4 separate regions of the Homo sapiens genome follow, and regions 1, 2 and 4 are each linked to region 3. Evidence: chromatin contacts called from ENCODE Hi-C or POLR2A ChIA-PET data. All regions are on one chromosome and are shown on one strand. The core of a region is the stretch at or near the end of the contact, and the rest is flanking DNA. Distances in the headings are between cores, read along the strand shown. Region 1 overlaps CDK14 (cyclin dependent kinase 14). Region 2 holds the start of CLDN12 (claudin 12). Region 3 holds the start of AKAP9 (A-kinase anchoring protein 9). Region 4 overlaps CDK14 (cyclin dependent kinase 14).

Region 1 (3,584 bases), core at 207-2,706, 1.2 Mb after region 3:
CCATTTTCTGGTGATCAGCATTTTACTGGGTTCAGAGTCTGATTTTCTCTACTACTTCACTCCACACTGTTAGTTGAAGGCAGACACTGGAAAAGAATTGGTTTAAAAGACTCCAGGTTAACCCACAGCAAATATGTATCATGCGTCAGGCTGTAGCTAGGTCATGCTCTTTTGATATTCATGAAAGGAATATCCATCACAGGTCCAATGCAAAACTATGAAATAAGCAAAAATCTTGACAACCTCTTTCATTTGTTTTTTTCCCTTTGTCCAATACCCCAGGAGGGCCTGATGGCTTTATCCTACTCAAAATCTGCTCCCAATATAAAAAAATCATCAGTCATTTATAAGTTTTTGAGCACTTAAATCGTAGTACTACCTCTCCCAGAATTATCTGAACTTTAAGCGTTACAGAACAACAAGTTTTCTCCCTTATAAAAGTAATTTCAGCTATTAAGGATAGATGTGCAAGAGTTTTGGGTAGAAGAGAGAGGTAGGAAGAATTAGAATCATTGCCACTAGAATCATAACCAATGATAACTGCCTTCATCTATAACTTAAATCTGTCAAATCTAAAAGTATGCTTTCCTCTCTTTGCTTGCTGTCTTCTCTATTTTCTCCCTAATAGTATGCGTGTGTATGTATGTGTGTATACACAGAGATGGCAGTAAGAGTGGCTACACAGAGCAAAGATATGTACACATATAGAAGGATATATGCAAGAATGTGTTTTTTACTTACAGCTTTGTTTTATGAGAACCAAGATCTTGCCTAAAGTCACCTTCAGAACATTATCTAATATACATGCAAACATACTGCCCATAGAAGTCAGAACTAAGTGCCTCAAGACAAGCCACTTAAATTCCCCAGATCTCAGTCTTCTCATCTGTAAAATGATACAGATCTGTTTTAGCTCTAATGTTCTACTATGAACTTTAGGCAGCAGTTTGCAGCTGGTAAATAATTTTAGATAGGTCAACTAGTAAAGTCTCACACATAAATTCACTTCTTTGTGCTTCCTTTGTGTTCCACTTTCCCTTAGAATTTTAGGATTTAGAAAGGACAAAGACAGGTACATACCATGTATACACTTCTCTTAATGTCTCCAGTCTTTTCAGATTTTCCTTAACTCTGACATCCTGGCACTGTTTCTCAGTGGTGGCATCCTGGGCATTTTGGCTGAAAATTATTTGGGTGCAGCATTTCCACAGCAGTACACGTTGTAGAGCATCTGGCAACCATGGTTCTGTGTACTAAATGCTAGTCCTGCCCTTATATCATTGTCACTGTCACAACCAAAAATGCCCTCACTACCAACTACATCATTTTTAGATTGTATTTTATAATTTGTTACTGAAATATATGTTATTATATATTCTTATATAAGCTACTGTAGAATTTGTTTTCAAGTGTTTGGTTTATTTTGGTGGGGTGGGGGGAGCTCCGTCTTTGCTGAGCACTGTTTCTCACGTGTTTGTATTTCCATGACCAGAGTGTAAACACCTTGAGCACACAAACCATATCTTCTATTTCTTTAGTGTTCCCAAAGCACAAAAGACCGGGCATGAAATAGTTCTGTTAATATTTACTCAATGATGGATTGTTTTACTAATTATAAGCTTTCCCCTTTAACTAAAAATAGGCCACTAAAAAAATTAGTCCTGAGAAACTACATTAAAAACAAGGTACCTTCTGAGTTGAGATATTTTCCAGTCATGAAAACACTTCACCAGATGTTTCCATTCATCAGAATTCAATGTCTAACATTGCGATTTAGTTTTAAAATGCTTATTTTTCTACTACATGGTTTCTTTGGCATCTGACCCAATTTCACTTAAATCCTGAATTCCTCAGCTAGTGGACACTGCTGAATGGAGGACTCTTGAGGACACCACATTCCTTTATGCTGCTTCAGTGACCTTTACGCTGCTTCAGTGACTGTAGTTTTGTTACATCCCTTACTGGACTTCAATGCTTGCCATCAATAGGCTTGATAACTGTTTTGCTAATTCTATTATGGAATATTAGGTAGTCTTTCCAGAAGCTTAAGCTTTGGTATATGTTGTTAAAATAATTTTATTTAGTCACTTTCTCTTCTGTGATAATTACACATTTCAGATGAGATACAGTTTTGTTTATAGGCTCATATAGGTAGATGCCTATACTTCCTGACTTCTATACTTCTTCATTTTGATGCCTATACTTCTTCATTTTGTCCAAATCATAATGATAAATTTAACGTAAGGTTTTAATGAGCACTCATAGCAAGGGTAGAATTACTAACAACCAGCCCTATTGTTAGTTGTCTGTATAAGTTTTTCAGAATGTAGTTAGCATTGTGACCAGAATTTCATCTGGAAAAGTTAACCCCTTGCTGCTTGCAGACTGGCAGCACGGGAATCACTGGGATCTCAGACCCACTGCAGTTCTACCAAGTCAGAATCTGAATTTTAACAAGATCCCTGGGTGATTTGTGTGCACCTTGAAATTTGAGACATGGTGCACTAAACCATGTAATGATATATTCTGCTGTTATGGTCCAATAAGAGATTGTGATTGTAGAGAGGGCAAATTTAGAGGGAAAATTTGTTTCAGTCTCTGTGTACAATGAGTGATAAAAATTTTACTACTCCTTCGGTAACATATTTTACTCAAACTTATCTCAAAAGTTCACGGTAGTTATCAGATAACTCAATATATTTTCAGCTCTGAAATAAAATGTGCAATAATATACATCCAATATGTTTATGAATTTAAACAACCATGGAATTGGAATGAGTGATGAGTAGAGAAGAAAGAATATACATGGGTTATAGCAGCATATATGACATTACTTCCTGCATAGAAATTTATAGATGTATGTGTCTCTAATATAGGAACATTGTTTTGCTGCTAGCCATCATATCTATAAAAACAATTACTACAAAATTATCCTAAGTAGAATTGAATTCAGAATCTTGCTTTGCTTACTACTTACTAGGGTTTATTTGGTAGCTTTGGAGGAAAAACTTAGAAGGAAGTCACCTCAGGATCTAGAAAAGAAATTTGAAAAGGAACTTAAATTTGTGAAGAGTACCATGTATCCTAAAACAGGTCCTCCTTTGGTGTGGGTGTGAGGGGAGTCTTTGGCCCAAATGGCATAACTGAACATTTCCCACTCCAGTTAAATCCTACTCTGATTATGTGAAAAGCCAGATGAGATGTCTTTCAGACACTGTTTCCACTAAAAACATTAAATATCCCAAAAAGGTCAACAAGAGAAAGAAGAAGGTATGTACATTTTCTGACTTCCAGTTGACATCCACAATTATATGCTGGTTAAAATGCCATCATGGAAAAAAGACAGAGTCAGGAGTGCAGAATTCATATCATACGACCAAATGGTACGTGTTAAGAGGTGAAATATTAAAATTGATATCTATATTCCCCCCACCCCTCAACAAAACATTTATAGCCAAAGGGCTCAGAAATGGGACACAAGAGATGAGAAGCTCCAAGCAGAGCAAGCGGGTGACTTTGTTTTGAGATTCTACAAAACACAGCGTTTTCCAATCTACAAAATTCCCATAGCTGCACTGGGGAAA
Region 2 (3,511 bases), core at 424-2,923, 1.5 Mb after region 3:
CTGAGATTGCACCACTGCACTCCAGTGTTGGTGACAGAGAGAGATTCTGGCTCAAAAAATAATAATAATAATAATTAGCCAGGTGTGATGGTGCACACGTGTTGTCCCAGTTTCTTGGGAGGCTGACATGGAAGGATCACTTGAGCCCAGGAGTTTGAGGACACAGTGAGTCATGATCATGCCACTGCACTCCAGCCTGGATGACATAGCAATGATCTGTCTCAAATAATAAAAAAAAAAAAATAAAAAGGCTGTTTATTCCTTAATTCATGCATTATATATGAGAAATATATAGAATATAGAAAAATACGTAGAAATAGAAGAAAAAAATTAACTCATCTTGTGACTTGAGAATATAGGAGAAATGAGGATGAAAAACACTTTGCTGTCTTGGGAATATATGATTGATATTTAATGAATGTTTTAGATCATTTTCATGACTACGGTGAAAGGATAAGGAAGGTGGTGAAAGACTGTGCAGTTGTCTTGGAAGTAAAAGAAATTTTCTTTTACATTTTTAAAAAAGGACACTGACAACAAGACCAGACAAAGTTGATCTGAATTCTGCATCCTGAAATTTGCAACCAGAATGCTTAAAAAAAAAATAGTTCCACCAATGGCTCAACCTGATACTTAAAGATGCTTCTATATATCTACTTTAAACATTAGCCACTTCCTCTTCAAATACCATTTATCTCAAACAGGTAGGATGAGAATGGAAACTCATTATTATGTGCGCCTGAGAGTTTCCTGGATTGAGGCGTTCATCACTAGCCCTATTACGATCATTATGTAGAATGCTCTCTGCAACTGGCTGCTCGGAGATTTCAGTCAAGTCCCCCCCAACCCCTCCCCCGCCCCAAATGTGTTTCTTGGGTTGGTATCAATCATAATTGCACACTCCAAAGTCAGAGGAAATCGTTTTACAATTAATAACGCACAATAGAATCCTTGAGCAATCATTTTAAGTGAGGTCACCAAGTCTGACCTTTCCCTAACGTGGCTATGGGCCCCTTACAAGGCCGGGTGCACAGAACTTACAGGAAAGCAAACCAAGCTTCCAGAGCAATCCGCATCCCCCTCCGCCCCCCTCCTCCCCCCTCCGCCTCCTCTCCTCCTCCCTCTTTTCGAAGAGCCCTGTGTGTGGTAGACCCAGACCTGGCAGAAGGAAGAAAACGCCCTACTAGTTAGAGCCAATGGAGAGAGACCGCAACAGTGACTGTTAACGCTCTCAGAGCTAGCCCATCCCTGCAACACTGAGTGGGTTTGAACCGCAAGCAGGTCATCATTACGCAACCAGCATCAGCTGGTTATTCAAAAATAGCAGCTTGGGCTCCCCCACAAACCCGCGCCAGCAAAGCTCCCAGTCCTTGGCGGCTCCGGCAACACACCTCGACATTTCCATACTCCTGTGTACAAAATAATTTTTTAAAGCCTTACCAAATACCTACTCAATTTTCACATCCACAGATGTGGTCAGCGTTTTCCAACGCTCCTGATTCTCCTGGATTTAGCCATTTTACATAAAATCCTCAGTTACTTATGCAAAAGACCCAGAAATCGGAACATCTTGACCACACCTACCTGCTTCTCACACGCAGGGCATTTTACTCGCCCACACTGAGGAGCCTCTTGGAGCGTCTCCCTCTCAGCGTCCCAGGAAGTGCGTTCCCAGCGAGGTACACCGGAGGCTTCTGGGAGCGCAGTCAGGTTTTCCCGTGGCCCTGAACGGCAATGCCCTGGATGGCTGGGACTACAATTCCCAGAATCCACTGGGCCGCCAGCCGCAGGCAACATCCTGCGACCACCTCCTGCCCTTCCCTTTCTCTGCCTCCACCTCCCCGGATTTCTCTTGCACCTTATGTTCCGTCTAGAATTGGGTTATCGGTTAAAGAAAAAAAAAAGGCAAAACGAAACAAAACTAAAAGTAGTTTTGAGTTGGATACCTAAGTACCCAGGTGACTTGAAGGTGACTTGCCCGTAGGAAGGTTAGCAAAAATTCTTAAATCTGGATTTTTTTTCCCCTCAAAGTGTTTATCTAGGCAAAAAGTAGAAAAAGAGCTCAAAGTCTAGAACCAAACAGCCCAGATTTGTATGGGGCTTTGCTGTGTATTGATTGGGTGGCCCTGGGAAAGTTATCTCTACATCTGGAGGTTATCTGGAAAAATGGGGATAAGATCACCCACATCATACTGTTGTCTTGAAAACTGAGGGACCTAATATAGCTAAAGTACAGTATAGCTAGCTATTAGATATTTGAACTAATTTTACTCTCCCACACAATTTCTACTGTCCTGTCCCTTTCTCTGTTGGCTTCTCTCCAATGTGAAGTCCTGCATTAGTGAATGAATATCTGAATTAAACTAAAAGATTCCAAAGTCCTAAATAGCAATGATCTGATTTTTTAAAAAATAAAGGATGCTGAAGTGTTGTGATGCCTACTACTTCGAAATGATCACACATACACACACACATACACACACACAAATGGATATAAAGTGTGGCAAAGTGTATAATTGTTGGATTCATGAAGAATATGTTTGTGGGTGTCTCTTGTACTATTCTTTCAAATTCTCTGTATCTTAGAAATTTTTCAAAATAAAAAGAAGAAAAAGTATCATAGTTTATACAAAAGGATGGCACCCATCCCAAGTAAGTATAACCTTGGCAAGTAAGGTAACCCCTTTGTGCCTCAAGGTCTCATCTGTAACAGTATATCTACATCAGAAAATTGTGATGAGGATTAAATGAATTACTACAGAGACAGTTACAACAGTATCTGACGCATAATAAGGACTATATGTTTGCTATTAGCATTTTCCATTTTGCGTTGCTCTAGTAACAATGAGACTATTTGTCAGAGACTTTTTAAAAAGGGAGGGTAGAGAGGCTACTATCAGTCCACTGCTACCTCCTTCTTATGTGTGATACTGCTTTAGAGGATGGATAAGGTTATCTAAGGCCAGAAGCAATCCGATCCCAAAGCCAGACTGGGAAATGTAATAATGAGGAAGAAAGATAGCATTGGGTGGTGAAAAGATTTCTGGGCTCCAGGCCAGCTCTGGCAATAGCAGATGGATAATAGCAATGTGACAAACGATAATCACTTATTTCCTCTGAACTTCAGTTCTCTCATCTATAAAGCTGAATTGAATCAAATAACTATGTACAAAATCATCTTATAACTTATTTCCCAATCACTGATGAATACTGCCTGATTAGAGGACTTTAGCTGGGAGGTACTTGCAATTGATTACAATAATTTTAAAAAATCACAGCACAAAAAGGAAGGAAAGACAACCCTATTCCTAGACTTACTGTTCAAGCTGGGGTCTAAAATGCCTGCCTCTGGCATAGCAAAGATGGAACAGAATACTTAAATACCCTGTTGGAGTTCAATAGTTAGATAATTGGAATATAATTCTCAAAAATACTTTAGATAAGAATTTAGATCTGCAATTAACAATCCTGTCTTTCCTCTTTTTCTCATTAGAGATTCTTCAAGGAGAAA
Region 3 (3,325 bases), core at 639-3,138:
TTGTATTTTGCCACATCAACTACAACTGCAAGCAATTTAAATAAATCCTCTATTATGAAATGTGTATGTCCAAAGTAAACCATGTTTTGTAGGACTGCTTCACATATATTCAGGAAAGACATTTCTGGGGGCAGGCAATAAAAATTGTGAGGTAACAGACAAGTAAGACATCTAATCAGATCTTCAATGCTTTTGGAGGGGCACACACTTCACCTCCACTACTTCCGTAGATGCATAGAGCTTGCTCAGCCCCTCAGATTGCACAAGTGTAGGCTTTGGACTTCTAAAGATACCCTGATTCCCCTTTCCCACCATTTATAGATTCGAAAGTAAAAATTTACCTGGCTATATACAAGCATTTAAACCTTGATCTTAAATAGAGGGAGCTTATAGGAAAGTCAACTATATTTTAGAAATATGAAGCTAGTTTTTATATATATATTCATTTAACAAACTTGTGTTGAGCTTCTATCACTGCATCTCTGCGGTATGGCCCTTCATTGATAATAAATCACTAACCTGGTTTCCTTTGTTTATGTGAGGAGAAGAGAAAGGAAGAGAGGAAAAACAGTTACCTGTAATACAATTTTTGTCCAAGTATGACTGCTAACAATTATCTCTAAAAATAATATAATCCATAAAAGAAGACTTCATTGAAGGGAGGAAGGGGGCTTTTGAGCCCAGACAAAATATATGCTCAAATATGTAATTTTTAAAAGAAATATGCTACGCAGCTTATATTCTGTATATGTTAAATTTCTCATGAAGCCCAATGAACGATGCCTGTGTATAATTGTGTATTGTATTGTTTGCTTTACAGGCTTTTCCATAACCGTTCACACACACACACACACACACACACACACAACCAGGATTCGCCAGAGAGATATATAACAACTAAATTATTTAAAGCAGGAATTCTATAGGTGTTGGCATATGGAACCTTTCGGTCCTCAGAAGTTCCATTCACAGACTGCATTAACATTCCATAGGACACAAAAGCGCATGCCATGACAAAGACCTTCAAGTACAAACATACAAAGACACGCTTCTAAAAACGCCCCTAAAGCCAAGTTCACAGCTGGCACTTGTGGCACACACAAGCCACTGCTGAGACAGCTGTCACAGGCCAATCACACACACCCAAGAGTGCCAGCGTGCTACCTAAGGAAGACAAGCTGATGATCAGCGCACAAATCCCCAACCCAATAAAGAAAAGCCCTAAATCCCCACCCTGGAAAGCACAATGCCTGCACCACCCAGAAAACTCCTTAAAAAAATGAAAGATCGGAGGTTTAGAAGCAACTAAACACTAGTTTACAGCAATACAGTAAAAGGGGAGTTTTATTTGGACATTCACGAGAAAGGAGCCACAATATTCAATCCTCGCGGAAGTATTATCAGCTAGCACAAGGCTTTGTCCCCCAACTGGAAAAAGGGGAAAGGAGGAGGGCGAGGAGAGATGCAGACCCTAAGACCCTGCAGCACCTCCCTCTCGGGCAGTGCACTGGGGCTGCGGCGAACTCCGCTTCCCAGGCCCCCTCCCACCCCGTGCTAGCCACCGCCTCCCACCGCAGGCCCGGTTGCCTCGGGCTCTCCTACCTTGGCTTTGCCGGCCTCCAGCTTCTTCTGTCTCTCCTCGTCCTCCATGGCCTCTGCAAGGAAGGCAGGGGAAAACAGGGGTTGAGGGGTGGTTGGGGATAGAAAGGAAAGGTCGATTTGGACGGAGGTGGGACGGCAAGCTCCACGGCCTAGAGAGCCGATTCGGTCCGGCGCTCCCCCGCCCGAAGTGGAAGCAGTCTCCGCGCTCACTGGCGGATCGTCCTCAGCCGCACGGGAAGCGCCGTCACCGCCGCCGCCGCCGCCATCTTCGTCTCCACGTAAACACACGGCGAGGCGGGAGGGGCTGGAACGTCTGTCCGCGCAGCCGCCTCGTGGGCAGGTGCTCCTGGGGTGCCGCCCCGGCCCAGCCCTCCGGGGTCAACCCTTGCCAGGCCTGGGACCTGCCTCCTACCAGCGAGGATCCCGCCGTAGAGAGCGCCCTTCCCGCACATCAACGGCTCACAGGTGGCGGCCGAGCTGAGGGGTAGGAGAGACGGAGTGTGCCAGAGGCTCCTGGCCTGACCCCCACCCTCCGTCCGAGGAATCCACTGCTATTAAAACATGAGTTTTTTTTTTCCTTCAGGTTACAAAACTAACACACCTAATGGTGAAATTGGCGAACACCTACAAGCTCCAACGGAAAAGTTCCGGTGGGGGGTGGTGGGGGGGCGGACGCCAGGTTTTCTACCTACATTAACTGCTTGACTCAAGAATTATGAGAGCAGCTAATTGCTCTTATTACTTCCTTAGCCTGAAAAGTCCCTCCCTCTTCCCTCCACTGGTTCCCACTCAATCTCCGGTTCATCCTTATAGTCCCATCGCACACGCTGCCTCCAAATGGCTTTTCTGACCTCTTGTTCCCTCCACGGCAACCGAGACACATCCAGTCAAAACTTAGTCCCCTCCCCCGACTCTTTGGGGCTTCCCTTTAACAGTAGTGTTCTGAAAGGAGCCTGAGCTTTAGAACCTCGGTTAGGGACAATGCCAGACTACACTAACTTTCTAGCGTTAATGACAAGTTACCTATCCTCCCTGAGCCTACCTGGAATTTTTGGAAGGGTTGTTAATATATGTGACTGCCCTGACATATTAAAACGTCCTGAATAATGTCAGCTTTATTTCTCCTTGGACTTCCTTTAAGTACCCTGCACCATATTTTAATAATTTGTGTGCGTCTTAGTTCAGCTCATACTCCCAGCTCCTTGATGACAGAGACTCATCATAAGTCTTGCTCATCTTGGCTTTACTAAAATGACCAGCACAGAGCTCTGCACTCAATAAACGCTTTTTGGATTGAATTGAGCAGTGTTTATAAATTTAACATTACTATCTTTCCTTGTTTCCCCGACATGTGCTCCCTCAGTCCTTTGTGTTCGTCTCCCTGCCCTCCAATGCTCACATCCATTCCTGGAGTGAACTACACATTTTAATGTCTCTGGTTGATTACTCAGATTTATCATGTTTCTCCGTTGCTTTGAGCTAGGTTGGACTGAAAAACTAGCAGTTGTGAACAAAAAATAGGCTAAAATGAGTTCAAGCGTAGAAGTGGTGTTAAGTGAAAAATTGAGGTTAAAAAACAAAAAAGGAGATAATAAAGACCTTAAGTCTACCACAAACTGAAGATGAGTTTTAAATAGCCCTCATTTAGAAATCTTAGCTTTAAAAAAGATTTTTTTCTTAAGCTCCGTAATGCATACATTCTGCCAACTTCTAACAGCCAAGT
Region 4 (3,165 bases), core at 602-3,101, 1.2 Mb after region 3:
GGTTGTATTCTATATTCTGTTAACACTACAATGGCAGAAAATTAATACTTTGCCACATTTTGTGGTAAAAAAATCAATATTATCTGCCCTGTGAAACTGACAGGTAGACATTGTGGAAATACACTGTAACTTACAAATCAATCATGCTGACTCCATAGGAAGAATCAAAGGCATGTAATTCTCTCTAAAACTTTTCCTAGTCTACAAAACAACAGTCCTATGGAATAGGATGCATCTAAGAGACAGTCTCCGCTTTGAGAGTTAGATTCTTATAAAGTGAGTCTCCTATTTTAAGTATGCAGAAATGGTCTGATCTGTAATTACTGTACACATAAATAAAGAATCCAAATGCCAAATATTTAAAGAGGTCAATAATAAAATTCTTCCCATCAAATAAGTAAAAAAAAAAGAATAATTCAGAAGGAGAGATTTTTGTTTATAATTAAAGTGGAGTCCTTTGTCTTTTTTTCCTTGCAACTTTATTAAATCATCACATTTAAATAAAGATACTGGATCAAACCAAGGTGTAGTCAACCTTAAACATTATCTTTGGCTTTTTGATGTCAGGTGTGTGGATGGATGAGAAACAGCTTTATGGGACAACTATTCTCTGCTTATCGCTTCCCTACTTAGAGTGTAGGCTTGAGATACCACTTTAGAGACGTGGAAATACAGAGGGCTAATCAGCAATTTCTAACAGACACTAACTGCATAGAGATGTGAAATTTAATGAGATGATGTTAACACTTTTTTAAAAAACTGAATAAAAGTATAGAGAACCGTCAATTATCTGGGCCAGCGGAGGGGAACACTGACATGGATAATGAAAAGTGCACATAATGTTCCAGCTGAACAATGTTTGTCACCCTGCCATAGAGGTGTTCTTAACCCTTGACAGCTCTAGTTCATTGTCTGTGTAATAATAATAACAACTAGCTAATATCAAGTAATTATGTATCAGACCTTAAGCTAATCATTTTATATGTATTACATAAACTTAATCTCTATAATACCACCATGAGGTTGGTTCTATTACTATCCCCATTTGAACATGAATAATTTATAGACTGGAAAAATAAAGTAACTCATCTAAAATCCTATAGTTACTGGCAGAACTAGAATTCAAGCCAAGATTATCAGAATTGAGAATTATTTTCTTTGTTACTATTACACTGGTGGAATATTCACACAGAGTCCTAACCCTCACCCACATAGAGGAAATATTAAACATGCTTCGGTCTATCTTCTATTGAAACCCCACTCACAGAAGCAAGGATGGGTGTCTGAACTGCAATTTTTATAAACTTCATGAGTATACTTCAGTGTTCACTGTAATGATACCCTGATATCCAGTAAGAATGTCCATAGCTTCATACTGACTTCATTGAAAACTGATTTTAACCCTCACACATAACCCCTTGCTTAAGATTGTTGAGTACCCCCTGAATTGAGGAAAACCACAATGGAGAATCACTTCTCCAGCACATTATACTGTAATTGTGAGAGTGGGTATGAGGGTGAGAGAGGAAGGATTCAATCAGAACCACGTGACTCCATTAAATAAGGATTTAAAGTCAAACCTGACTGGGCTAATTTTTATTTTGCCTTTGATCTCCAGAACAAGCTTTATCACCCAGCATTGATAGCCCTATTACAGCCACACTAAGGTAATGCATCATTGATAGGTAACTTGGTTATAAAATAGATCTAGGTGCTGTGCAGAGGTATGGATCCAAACACCACACATGGTAACAACCTGTCAAGGGGGCTTGGTTCTAATCTGGGAATTTTCCACTCCCCAGAAGAGGAAGTAACGCCAAGATGACACACCAACCACACCTTAAGAACAAGTATCTAAAAACAGAAGTGAAACTCTCATTTGCAGGTTTGCACCCTCCTCCCACATCTCCCAGATTAGGCCTGCCTATCATGGGATATAGATTTTTATGGTGATGAAAAGAGGTAAATTTGGAGCAATTTGTGGAATGTAGAGAGGACCTTAACCTAAATATGAGTTTCTGAAAATATGCCCTCTTTAAGATCAGCTTATGACAGCATAACTCAATGAAATCCCTTCTAAATTGGTCCAGCAAGACAGGAAATCTCCTGTAGTACTCCCAAGAACTGCAGCTACTGAGGAGCACAGCTGGGTTAGAGGAGGTGGCAGGAATAGGGGAGGGAAGGTTTGTCACATCAGTGACGGTATTAAACACCACACAGGAACTAGTCCTAGGAAAAGTGGGCACTCAATATACATCTGAAACAAATTTAAAAACCTCTTAAACACCCTCTTAAAATATACCACTATAAATAAAACCTCATTCTTTATATTTTGCGTGAATTTTAAAGTGCCACTATCTGAAGAAAAAAACCAATCAGCCAGTTACATTAGCATGATGGCCACTGAGGTCAAGGCATTCTTGGTTCCTTGATTTCAGTCAAGGCTCCTAATATATAATGGCCTGTATGTGAAGAGCATATAGATGTATACGGCTGGGAAGGCATGATATTTTAAAATAGTTTCTACCACAGTATTTCCAAAAAACAATGCTTTCCTCATTAAAACAGTGGCTGCAATGCCACACTTCTATCACATTTTCCTTCCTTTTCAGCTCTACTCTTGGAGCCTATAAAAGATAACTAATATTTTAAAAGAAATAATGATAAAATAAAAGTATGACATAAATCATGGTGACCCTTAAGGAAACAGGGTCTTCCTTTGATGCTTATCAGTCATTGTTACATCCTCTAAGCATTGTTAAAAATAACACCCGTGTCTATAAGGCTCCCTTGTTTTCCCATGCTTCCCATGGGAATTAACTGATCAAATCTTTACACTGCTGCAGGGGATGTAAAATGGCGTTATGCAAAAAGTGTTAATGTTTCCATTTTCTGCCCAATTCAGAATCCAGTGGAAATTAACCTTTCTACCAAAAAAAAAAAAAAAAAAAAAAAACAAAAACATAATAAAGTACCCCTTCTTATCACAACAGGGGAGAGAACAAAAAGGCAGCAGACAGGATTTGCTGGCAAGATGGCCAAATAGGAACAGCTCCCATCTGCAGCTCCCAGCGAGATCAACACGGAAGGCAGGTGATTTCTACACTTCCAACTGAGGTACCCGGTTCATCTCACTGGGACTGGTTGGACAGTTGGTGCAGCCCA

The links. A loop is a pair of places that touch in the nucleus more often than their neighbours do. ChIA-PET counts read pairs that join two places held with the same protein, here RNA polymerase II (POLR2A). Pooled maps may share reads with other maps.
Region 1: a map with no recorded cell type shows a loop between it and region 3 (3-fold over the local background). The contact joins the enhancer-like site here to the promoter of AKAP9 in region 3. A Hi-C loop is called at or near these places in 3 of 37 single-sample maps with no recorded cell type and 4 of 50 pooled maps.
Region 2: a loop to region 3 is called in a map of B cell, with 17 times the contacts of the local background. The contact joins the promoter of CLDN12 here to the promoter of AKAP9 in region 3. A Hi-C loop is called at or near these places in 2 of 168 maps with a recorded cell type or tissue (B cell and OCI-LY7) and 11 of 50 pooled maps.
Region 4: a pooled map shows a loop between it and region 3 (5-fold over the local background). The contact joins the enhancer-like site here to the promoter of AKAP9 in region 3. A Hi-C loop is called at or near these places in 1 of 37 single-sample maps with no recorded cell type and 3 of 50 pooled maps. POLR2A ChIA-PET finds 5 or more read pairs at or near these places in 1 of 52 experiments (OCI-LY7).

The regions. Positions count from the first base shown.
Region 1 is chr7:90,715,788-90,719,371 of GRCh38, reverse strand. All of the region lies in intron 2 of CDK14 (cyclin dependent kinase 14), which reads right to left. Among named protein-coding and RNA genes, the nearest start is that of CDK14, 120 kb to the right of the region's middle. Within about 2 kb of position 1,456, at least 3 of the 41 ENCODE cell types and tissues checked have a DNase peak (open chromatin) inside an H3K27ac peak, as active enhancers do.
Region 2 is chr7:90,401,623-90,405,133 of GRCh38, reverse strand. It overlaps CLDN12 (claudin 12), which reads right to left and starts at 1,673. Exons shown (of 4, transcript NM_001185072.3): 1 at 1,585-1,673. RefSeq lists an enhancer at 968-1,493.
Region 3 is chr7:91,939,425-91,942,749 of GRCh38, reverse strand. It overlaps AKAP9 (A-kinase anchoring protein 9), which reads right to left and starts at 1,888. Exons shown (of 50, transcript NM_005751.5): 1 at 1,603-1,888. The coding sequence starts at 1,650. It overlaps LOC124901698 (a long non-coding RNA gene), which reads left to right and starts at 1,899. Exons shown (of 2, transcript XR_007060431.1): 1 at 1,899-2,086; 2 at 2,186-2,900. RefSeq lists enhancers at 1,598-1,747, 1,786-2,347 and a silencer at 1,948-2,057.
Region 4 is chr7:90,736,142-90,739,306 of GRCh38, reverse strand. All of the region lies in intron 3 of CDK14 (cyclin dependent kinase 14), which reads right to left. Among named protein-coding and RNA genes, the nearest start is that of CDK14, 140 kb to the right of the region's middle. RefSeq lists an enhancer at 1,672-1,961. Within about 2 kb of position 1,851, at least 4 of the 41 ENCODE cell types and tissues checked have a DNase peak (open chromatin) inside an H3K27ac peak, as active enhancers do; they include OCI-LY7, where a contact is called at or near this core.